Linked DNA regions of Homo sapiens: region 1 is linked to region 2. A link is a loop called in an ENCODE intact Hi-C map of the cell type or tissue named here. Cell type or tissue: mammary epithelial cell. All regions are shown on one strand. Links, peaks and the distances in the headings refer to the core of each region. The heading gives the core; the rest is flanking DNA.

The links. A loop is a pair of places that touch in the nucleus more often than their neighbours do. Peaks named below come from ENCODE experiments on the same cell type or tissue, not always from the same donor. Only the 100,000 strongest peaks of a DNase experiment are listed, where the experiment ranks them.
Region 1: it touches region 2 in a loop (4-fold over the local background); 1 of 110 quality-filtered maps calls a loop at or near these places.

What each region holds. Positions count from the first base shown.
Region 1 is chrX:12,607,073-12,612,462 of GRCh38, forward strand. FRMPD4 (FERM and PDZ domain containing 4) reads left to right here. Exons shown (of 17, transcript NM_001368397.1): 3 at 2,649-2,809. Among named protein-coding and RNA genes, the nearest start is that of PRPS2, 180 kb to the right of the region's middle. In mammary epithelial cell, for the core only: no CTCF peak of the experiment used is centred there; a DNase peak (open chromatin) is centred at 3,149; H3K27ac peaks cover 1,984 bases.
Region 2 is chrX:12,445,377-12,450,766 of GRCh38, forward strand. The region is part of intron 1 of FRMPD4 (FERM and PDZ domain containing 4); the gene reads left to right. Among named protein-coding and RNA genes, the nearest start is that of FRMPD4-AS1, 73 kb to the left of the region's middle. In mammary epithelial cell, for the core only: a CTCF peak has its summit at 2,188; DNase peaks (open chromatin) are centred at 1,485 and 2,215; H3K27ac peaks cover 2,139 bases.

The DNA of each region.
Region 1 (5,390 bases), core at 158-5,157, 160 kb after region 2:
CTCCCCACTTCTTCCCTGTGTCTTAGTGCCTCCCAGCCTGGGGCCTTGTCTGAGGCTCCTACCCTGGTCACTGGGGCTCACACTGCATTGGTTTTGCTGGCTCACTCAGGGTCTGGAATTCTGTCCTCTGACACCCAGGCCTCTCCGTCTGATCTCCTGCCCACCTGAGTTCTGCCCACCTCTCTTCATCCATCCCAAGCATATACCATATCATGGTAGCTGCGTCTAATCTCTGGGTCCCGAAAAACACCTGCACCCACCCTATAGTGCCACCAATCTCAGCCTGGACTTTTCTATTAATAGAATGGTGGTGAGACACTGGGGATAGCACAATACTGGGGCCAGCATCACGGGTGTGTGACCCATTCAGTGACACAGGACCCTGGGCTGGGTTTCATGTTCTGCTGTCTTGAAATTAGTCATGTTTGAATGAGAGGCTCCACATTTTCATTTTGCACTGTTTCTGCAAATTATCTAATGTGCCCCACACTTCAAATCAGAAGACCTGGTATGGATTGCACCTGGCTTACACCTGAGAAAAGCGTGACCTTGGCCAAGTTATTTTTCCTATCTTGGCATTTGCAAAGAAGGAATGAGTGGGGTAAAACTGTCTCCATCGTAGGGGAATTTTAAGAATGAAATAAGGTAACAGATGAGTGTTAGCACATGGTGCACAACATGTTAGTTCTCAACTAACACTTCTCTTTTTCCTACTGTTCCACCTCCCAAGAAGCTAAGTCGAAAAGACACTTCCTTTCTGTTTAAAATGGATTTTAAATGTTTGTTTTCCTAGATAGTGATATATACCTAAAGGAAAGATCTTAGGAGTTGTCATTGATCTTACCTCATTCTTATTAATTATGCAGAAAGACAACAGGATTCCTTCTTTGCTATCTTTCTTTATTACATTGAACAATATGTTGTCCAGATGGCATATAGAGTAGCATCTTCCAAGATATTTTTAAATGATCTTCTTTTACTTATTGAAGAAGATTACAGGGAGAGAAATTTGAATTAAACCCGTGTCATTGAAATAATCTTAGCTTACATTACATTAAGGAGATTTCTATTATTCAGACTAATAACTTTTCCCCAAAAGAAGGCTGCCTTGAACAATGTGCATGAGTGAAGACTTCATCAAGAGTCATGGGAGTGAGTCTTTGGCCCAACCCTCTGGCATACCAGCCATGGGCCCTTAGTGACAATAAACTAGTATTTTGATCTCAGTTTTCTTATTGGTAAAATCCACAAAATAATACCAGTTCTGCCCTCTCATTCTCAATTTGTGTATCAAATTAGGTATTTGTGGAAGTATTTTGAAAATTTTTGAATGCTATACAAATTTTGAGTTGGGATTATTGATAAGACTTCTGAAGTTTAGGTGTTAATGAAAAGATTCATTTGAACCACTTGAAAATCTTTCCGGAGAACAAATGCCAAGAGTTAAGTTCTCAACTTCTTTGGAAATGGAGATGTGTTTGACAACAGGATAGTGTGTCACCACCAAAATAATCCACTTCAATTTTACTGCGGCCAGAAGCCATAGGTATTACCTTCTAAATGTCTGAAACCCTCTGAGGCTGTTTCTAAGCATATCAGTTATAACTTAACAGCTTTTCACAAAGAAATCTCTTTTTCTCTACTTATTAATTCAAGTACTAATTGAGAATGTACTATGTGCCAGATACAGTTCTAGGCACCTGAGATAAATCAGTGAATAAAACCAAGTTCCTTGCCCTCATAGAGTGTATGTTCCAGTGTATAGAGCAAAACAACAAAAATAACCATAAAATTAAGTATACTGTTGACCCTTGAACAACATGGGGCTTGGGGCGCCAACCCCACATGCAGTCAAAAATCCACGTATAACTTTGGATGCCCTCAAAACTCAATTACTGATAGCATACTGTTGACCAGAAGTCTTACCAATAACATAACAGTTGATTAACATATATTTTGTATGTTATATGCATTATACTCATATACTGTATTCTTACAATAAAGTTAGAGAAAACAAAATGTTATTAAGAAAGTCATAGGGAAGAGAAAATATATTTATTAATCATTAAGTAGAAGTAGATCATCATAAAGTTCTCCATCCTCATTGTCTTTACATTGAGTAAGTTAAGAAGGGGAAGGAACAACAGGGGATGGTCTTGCTGTCTCAGGGGTGGCAGAGGAGGAAGAAAATCTATGTATAAGTGGACCTGTGCAGTTCAAACCTGTGTTGTTCAAGAGCCAACTGCATTCTACAGCACGTTAGCATGTGATTAGTGCTGTGGGGAACAAAGAAGTAGAAGGGCATAAAGGGGATCAGGCATGTTGGGGAGCAGGGTTGCATTTTTAAAATGTATGGCCAGGACAGTCCTCTTCAAGGTCATATGTGAGCACAAGCTTGAGCGAGGTGAGGCTGGGCCATATGCATATCTGCAGGATAGGCATTCCAGGTTCGAGGAACAGCCAATGCAAAAGCCTGAAGCAAAACTGGCCCAAGTAGGCCACGAAAGAAGCATGACTATGGGTCTCCCCAGATCTTTCTCACTCTCTACCAAAAAACAGGTTTTGAAATTAAAGAGAATATGATTGCCAGGCCAATGCCTAAGACATACATTGATGCCTTGTTTCTCTTGTATGTGCTTTCTCCACAGTCACATGACACAGGCAATCCCTTTTGACGACCCTCGGTTAGAGAGCTGCCAAATCATCCCTCCGGCTCCTCGGAAGGTGGAGATGAGAAGGGACCCCGTGCTGGGATTTGGTTTTGTGGCAGGCAGTGAAAAGCCAGTGGTCGTTCGCTCAGTAACACCAGGTAAGCACCCAATCCCAGTTCTTGGTTTCCTGGGAATGTCTGCCACACTCTGCCAGAATAACTACTGTTCAGTTTCATAAGTGTCCAGGCTGTGAAAGCTGGATATGTTTTTCCAAAACCTGGATAGAGTCACTTCACCAGAGGAACAGAAATGCTTCCTCAAACTAGGTTTTAAACTGCCAAATCCATCATTATCACCAGACTCAGGAAAATACTGAGCCATCATCTATAACCATGGAAATGAATCACTTCTTAACTTATGAATGCAGACAAGAAGAGGCAGGCCCTGTACTGTATTACAGTAAGCCCATGATGAATTCCTTAGTGAAAAAAAGGAGGAAGTGGTTACAGTAGGATTTAGTCATAGGGGTAGTTGGATTATTTCACAAGTATGCACTCCCCTCCCTTCTCATTAGAGGCAAAATAAAGGGAAAACCATACTCCATTGCTGTTGGGCTGGATCAGGTGATTGACAATGGCCAACGGCATATTAGCAAAGATGACATAAGCAAAGGCTTGAGACGTGCTTGTGCAATTGAGCTTGTTTCCTGAGCTTCTGCCATGGCTATAAGAAGAGAGTTTTTGGCTGGGTGCAGTGGCTCACGCCATAATCCCAGCACTTTGAGAGGCCAAGGCTGGTGGGTCACTTGAAGCCAGGAGTTTGAGACCAGCCTGGCCAACATGGCAAAACCCCATCTCTACTAAAAAGACAAAAAATTAGCCAGGTGTGGTGGCGCTTGCCTGAAGTCCCAGCTACTCGGGAGACTGAGGCATGAGAATCGCTTGAACCCAGGAGGGAGAGGTTGCAGTGAGCTGAGATTGTGCTACTGCACTCCAGCCTGGGCAACAGAGTGAGACCCTGTCTCAAAAAAAAAAAAAAAGAGTTTTCCCCAGGTAGCTGTGATCTCTTCCATATGAGCCCCATAATGAACACACGAGGCAGCAAGCCTGCAGTGGGGAGCCAAGTACAGCCTCATCTGCAGTTTGGTACACAACTGTCCAGCTAAGCCTAGCTGAAATCAGCCAGCCTGTGGTTATCCTAAAGACCCATAAGCATGAGAAGAAATGATCATTGGTCACCTGTTGAGCTTGGGGGTGATTTGTTATCCAGCAGATGCTGACTAATACAGTATATGTCAAATCTTTAAAATTCTACAATATGATTAGATAATTAATGTACTTTCCCTCAATCTTCGTATTACAGTATACAGATGTTCCGCTGTCAACACAGCTGAATACAGTGGACTATGATGCAATCGCCTGAAGTGGGCTGCCTTTACCTTTCCAGAAACAATGTGCTTTTATTATTTATTTATTATATATGTATTTATATGCTTACTGTAATGGACTCATATTGGATTTATTTTCAGAAAAAAAGGGGAATTATCTTCCATGCCCTTTCTTCATAGGATTTTGCAAATCAGTAACAGGATTCAGCAGTAAAGTACTACACTTAGGAGCACAGACTCTGGCATCAGACTGCCTGAATCTGACTCCTACCTCTGCCCCTTTTTAGACTTTTTAGCTTCCATGTTAAATTCCCTGCATTTCAGTTTGATGTAACTTCTCTACATCTTCTGTATAATGGGGATCAGAGTAGTATCTACCTTGTAGGGCTATGGAAAGGATGCAATAAATTAGAAGAGTGCCAGGCACATCCTGGTCATTCCATAGATGTTTACTTTTATTGTTATTGTTATTTAACTCTAAAATGTTTGGCCAGTTGAGTGTCTCAATTAAGGGAAACGAAACTCAAGTAGCGTCCTGGTATAGATTTTAAAATTTGGTTTCATTTTTCGTTTTTCATTATTTTGACATAATATGCCCCAGGGCAAGCACCACAAATAATTAACCACTTTAGACTTGTGCTATCTGCTAAACTTTTTTATTTCATTAAATGTAGATCATATTTTAGTTCTCTGTGTAAGATTGTTGAGCTCGACACAATTGAGAATTCTCAAAACAGATCTGTTGCTTCTTATGATAACATGCTTTGTAAAAAAAAAAAATAGAAACAATGTAGATAGTATAGAGGAGAAAGTAAAAAAAAAAATCACCTAAATTCCTACTACCAAGATATAGCCATTATTGATGTAGACAGCAATAATATGTATAGTAGATATAATTCCGTGCATACACAAACACACATATGTAATACATATGAGATCATATATTTTACACATACATAATACATATATATAGATGTATGTATGTATATGCAGACACATTTTTTCCTAAATGGAATAATATTTGGCATGCTGTTTTATAATATTGGGATAATCTAACATCTCTGATTATGAGATTCTCCGAAGTATGTGTCTTCCCAGGAGCTGAATGAAGATTCAAGTCTTATTTTTTATTTTTTGGTATCATCTCACTGTTTCTACAACCTCTCTCCTTCCTGGCCCTCAATTCTCCTTAGCTTCAAAGACACTAATACCTACTCTTACACAATTTTGAGAAGAGTAGAAAAAAGGTAAAAACAAAGGTCAAAGAGTACTATTTCCAGTTATTGTTATGAGTGAAAACATTGGTCAAACAAGCTGTGTCTATCATAAAAATGACTCTACAGAAGTCCCAA
Region 2 (5,390 bases), core at 116-5,115:
CTTTAAAAATAAATAAAAATGGAAATTGTGGAAGAACTCCACCTGACAAAAGTTCAAATAGTAGAATTAGAGAAAAGATGTGCAAAAACAGATTTGGGAATAATAATCAGATCATTTGTTGAATGCCTGTCACGTATAAGACACTCTTCTAGCACCTTTTGCTTACATTCTCTCTATTCCTGACAACAAATGTAAAAGGTCGGTAGTTATATATCCATTTATATCCCTATTTTATAGCAGATGCAACTTATTCAAAAGAGGTTAAGTAATGCATTCACGGTCAACAGCTAATAAGAGGCAGCAGTGAAATGGAAGTTGAAGCAAAGTCTGTGCACTTATAGCAACTAGACAGGAATAAATATGAATTTTGAGCTGTTGGTAAGTGGGGTATTGTTATTATGTACTTTTTTATTATGAAAAATGTTTCATGGCTGACATGGCATTTCTACTCTGTTTTAAAAGATTTTGGCAACAGCCATGAGCCAGTTCAACAATGTATGTCAGATTTGTTTAAAGGATTTTCAAACTGTAGCACAAAGACCAAGCCTGTGCAGGTCTCACATGTTCTTGTGTTTGATAACATCTATTGTTTACAAAATGAGAGATGCTTTATCACAAGGGTTGTTCAATGGATTGGGCTTCTTACTGCTAATGTGACTTGGGTCTGTGAACTCAAAGATGAGAGTTGAGAGCAAGAGAGAGAGAAATTGTAAACTCTTATTCTCAGGGACTGGGTAGAAAAGGGAGAGGCTATCTAGACCACTGACTTTTAATCTTGTTTGATCAAAACCCACAGTTAGAAATACATTGTATAATACATTTCAGGACATACATATGTACATATTTATAAAACAATCAATAATGAACAGAATATTTGTAGTTAGTATGTATGACAAACACTGATGCTTGCTATTTTAGTCTATTTAACTTTTCATACTAGCCACCACCCACTGCAGAGATTTTGCATTCCACTAAGTAGCAACTTGCAATACTGAAAATATTAGAATATTGAAAAACATTATTTAGAGCACACATTTTGGGGCAATTGAGGTGTTTTGAGGGCCTGGAATAAGGAATTAGTATTCCTCTAGTGGGAAGAAGATAATCAAAGAGGCTCTCATCTTGAATTGTAGCACCCATTATTCCCACGTGTTGTGGGTGGGACCTGGTGGGAGATAATGGAATCATGGGGGTGGTTCTCCTACACTTCTCTTGTGGTAGTGAATAAGTCTCATGAGAGCTGTTGGTTTTATAAGGGGGAACGCCTTTTGCTAGGCTCTTATTTTCTCTCTTGTCTGCCACCATGTAAGATGTGGCTTTTGCCTTCCACCATGATGGTGAGGCTTCCCCAGCCATGTGGAACTGAGTCCATTAAACCTCCTTTTGTCTACACATTACCCAGTCTCGGGTATGTCTTTGTCAGCAGCATGAAGGCTGACTAATACACCAGGGGTGGCTCCACCCCTTTTGGGGCATTTGGAAATGGCTATGAGCATGATGTAGCTGTCGCAATGAGAGCGAGCACTGCTGGCGTTTGGTGGTTGGGGGATGGAATGCTGACTGTGGTGAGGAGCGTGGGCAATCTTGCATAGCAAAGTTTGTCCTGCCCAGCATGCCCATAGCTCTCCAGTGGAGGAATGCAATGTGGACCTTTTTGCCACCAAGCCAGTCTGGTCCCTCAGATCCCTAGCAGCCAAAGACTAGATCCCAGGGACTCTTTGGGCTAGGCTCCTGTGGTTCCAAATGACGAAATTAATACCCCAGTCCTAAATCAGTGATGGCAAGAAACCTATCAGGGAAGCAACATGGATGACCAAGGCAGAATTTCTCAACCTCGGCACTGTTGATATTTGGGGCCAGATAATTTTTTGTCCTTGAGAGCCACCTTGTACTTTGAAGTATATCTAGCAGCATCCCTGGCCTTAATGCTAGACGTCATAAGCACTGCTTTTCACCCCCCAGTTGTGACAACCAAAAGTATTGCCAGATATTGCCAAGTGTCCCCAGAAGGGCAAGTCCCCCTCATTAAGAATCACCAGTCTAAAGTAATGAAGAGAACGCCAGACAACTTTTATTAAGAATCACCAGTCTAAAGTAATGAAGAGAACACCAGACAACTTTTTAAATGAATTTCATGTAAGAACAGGCACTTCACAAGTAGCATGCCTGGAACAAGCCTGCCCCCTCCTGCAACTTTTCTGAGTCAGATGGAATCAATGCAACACGTCAGTGGTTTATGGTCTTTTATATTTCCCTAGGTTGCAAGTGGTTAGTCATTTTACAGCCTACCTACGTCATGGATCCAGGGCCTTATTCTGTTTGTTTACATGTGAAATATATAAATTGAAGTCTGTACAGATTCCTGGTAAAATCCAGTTAAGACAATGCATGACACATGGGGCCACTGCAGTTATTATCAAAACAACATACAAAAATAAGCATCATCCCTCTGTTAAGGTCCCTTAATTCTCACTGTGTTTCCTTTCTATTTCATCACATCAAACTAAATGCAGTGTTGCCTTCGAACATCTGCTTTCATAATATAAAGCTGTCTTTTCAACATAAATCTTACTTTCAACTTCCCTAGGAAACATGCTTTGGATTTAGGTGTCACGGGTGGTGACTGTCCTTGTAGAGGACTGTCGTGGTAAACAAAGGTGATATTTGTAGAATGGTAATTAATCACATGCAGCAGGTAATGCTTGAATCTTTTTAGAATCCTCTGACTGTGCATGTTCAGGGAATGATGGAGTGTTTGTATACTCAGTCAAAGTGAAAACATTTTGTTGTTTCCAGACAAAACAAGCCTCTCTTAAAATTTATTGAATTCCTATTTCTGATAAATGAAATGATCTATGCATTTGTTAGAATTTTGTCCTTTTAACGGTAACTACATTTAGAGCTGAAAAGAATAAAAATTTATTATTTAAAATTCATGTTATCGGACAATAAGAGGATCACAGGATTTGAGTAAAAAAACAAAAACCAAAAACAAACAAAAAACAACTACCTAATTCTTGGCCCCGAAACACTTTAATAAATAAAATGAGCTCCTTTCCTGTAAATAAAAATTGCTAAAATGTACAATGTAGACTAGGCAAATTCAAGACCAATAAGTACAGTTTTGGTCCTTCTGAATTTTATTACTTCTGCCATTGATTGAGTTAAGCAATCTTTGGCTGGAAAGAAAATAACATTCCTGGCATATGCCTAGGAAATATTAAATTATCCAGGCAAATGGGTTTGTTTTTTTGTGCAAGGAAGACTAATAGGAATTATTGCTATCTTCATGGAAATACAGGGATCATAGGTCGCTTGTACTGAAATGAAGGTGCTTCTATTTCATGCTCTTAACATTTACATATTTGATTTCAAATTAAGTGATATGTTGAAGATTAAACATCTTTGGATACAATGAGTGTGGAAAGACACATCTGATCTCATGTCAGTCTTTTCCTACTGAGTAGTGCTACCAATCCAATATACACACAACCATACTCTCCATGTTGAGCAGGCATGGACTTAATGTCCCCTCTGGTTGATGCTTAAGGGTGCTTAGGATCCCGCTTGAACAGCCCACCTCTGCTCAGAAAACTAGCTATCTGATGGCCAAGCACCCTGGATACAAGGCTTAAAGGAATTAATTCTCTATTTCATACCTGGCTGATCTGTTCATACATGCAGAAATCCATGAGTGTCCCATGCTATTTGAAATTCTAAATGAAGGAATTTTCACAATACGTATTTAGGCCAAACTGATTGTGGTCAACCCTCTGCTCTCTGAGAAATTCTTTAGAGAGAAAAACCATAGGATAAACAAATACTGGATTTAGCAATCAGAAAAATTATTCTTAAAACTTTTTTTCTAACTTCCCAACTGGGCAACTGTGGACAAGTTGCTCAAACTTTTTGATCCTCACTGTCCTTGAGTGTTAAGTAAGAGTTACCATTTTAACTACCCTATATCTCAATATTGTTGTCAGTATTTGAGACAGTAATATATCTCAAATTGCTTTGGAAGCTGAGTGCACTCAAAATATAAGATACTGTTGTCGTTTTTTCAGTAACTGAAATTGGATTATCAGAATGACTGGACTTGGAGAATTAGCCAGAAAAATTTTTCTTAAAATAATGGAATAATCCAACAAAATATAATACTGACACAAATCATGCTACTACTAATAATGATGCTTTTCACTTATTTAGTACAGGATAAAGATTGTTGTTCTCTCTGTTTATGATAACTTTAGCCAGTTTGTCTCTTGCCTTCATCTTGGATTCTGATTTTATGTTTCACTACTCATGATATCCTTATTTATAGGCAGTTCAGGCCAGGCAGGGTGACTCACGCCTCTAATTACAGCACTTCGGGAGACCAAGGTGGGAGCATCACTTGAGCCCAGGAGTTTGAGATCAGCCTTGGCAACATAGGGAGACCACCATCTCTATTAAAAATTTAAAAATTAGCTGGACACGGTGGTACATTCCCATAGTCCCAGCTACTCAGGAGGCTGAGATGGGAGGATTTCTTGAGCCTGGGAGGTGGAGGCTGCAGTGAGCCATGTTTGCGCCACTGCACTCCAGTCTGGGTGGGAGAATGAGACCTTGTCTCAAAAGAAAAGAAAAAAAAAGAAATTATAGGCAGAAATTATTTGAACTGGCTCTCCTTTTATTCCTGTGAAGAGATTTTCTAAATCCATTGTGCTAATATTAGGGGAGAGAGATGTATTATTTAAAAGCCAAAGGAATGATTAAAAAAAAATAGAAACAAAAGCTACAAAATTAATAAAAAGAAATCATAGGGATAAAACATCCTAACTCTCTCTGTTTGGGTTAGGTTCTATGACCTGTAATAGAAAATTAATAGTAACAGTTATATATAATAATGATAATAAACAGTGGTGTTAAAAGACAGAAGTTTATCTGTCCTATTAAAAAAAAGGGAAGTTGGGTAGGACAAGGCTTGGTTGGACACTGCACAGTCACCAAGGGAACTTTCTGTTCTACCATTATAGTGAATTGCTTTTAATTTCAAGTTCATCTCATGTTGTAAGGTAGCCTATGAATCCATGACACTGACCTCTACATTCCAGAGAATAGGAAAAGGATTGAGACAGAAATAAGGAAAGACATATGATTTCTCAGCATAAAGCAAATTTCATGGAAATCCCATTCAATATTTTCACTGCAATATCATTGCCCACAGCTTAATCACATGGCTTCAGTGAGCTCCAAGACTGGAAACATAGCCTTTTAACTGCTCATACTCATACTTTTTGAAAGAGAGATTATTTTACCAAGGAAGAAGGGAAGCTGACTATTGGATAGCAGCCAGCAAAAACTGCCATAGTTTTCCTCAAATAAACATGTAACCATCTACTAAACTGAGA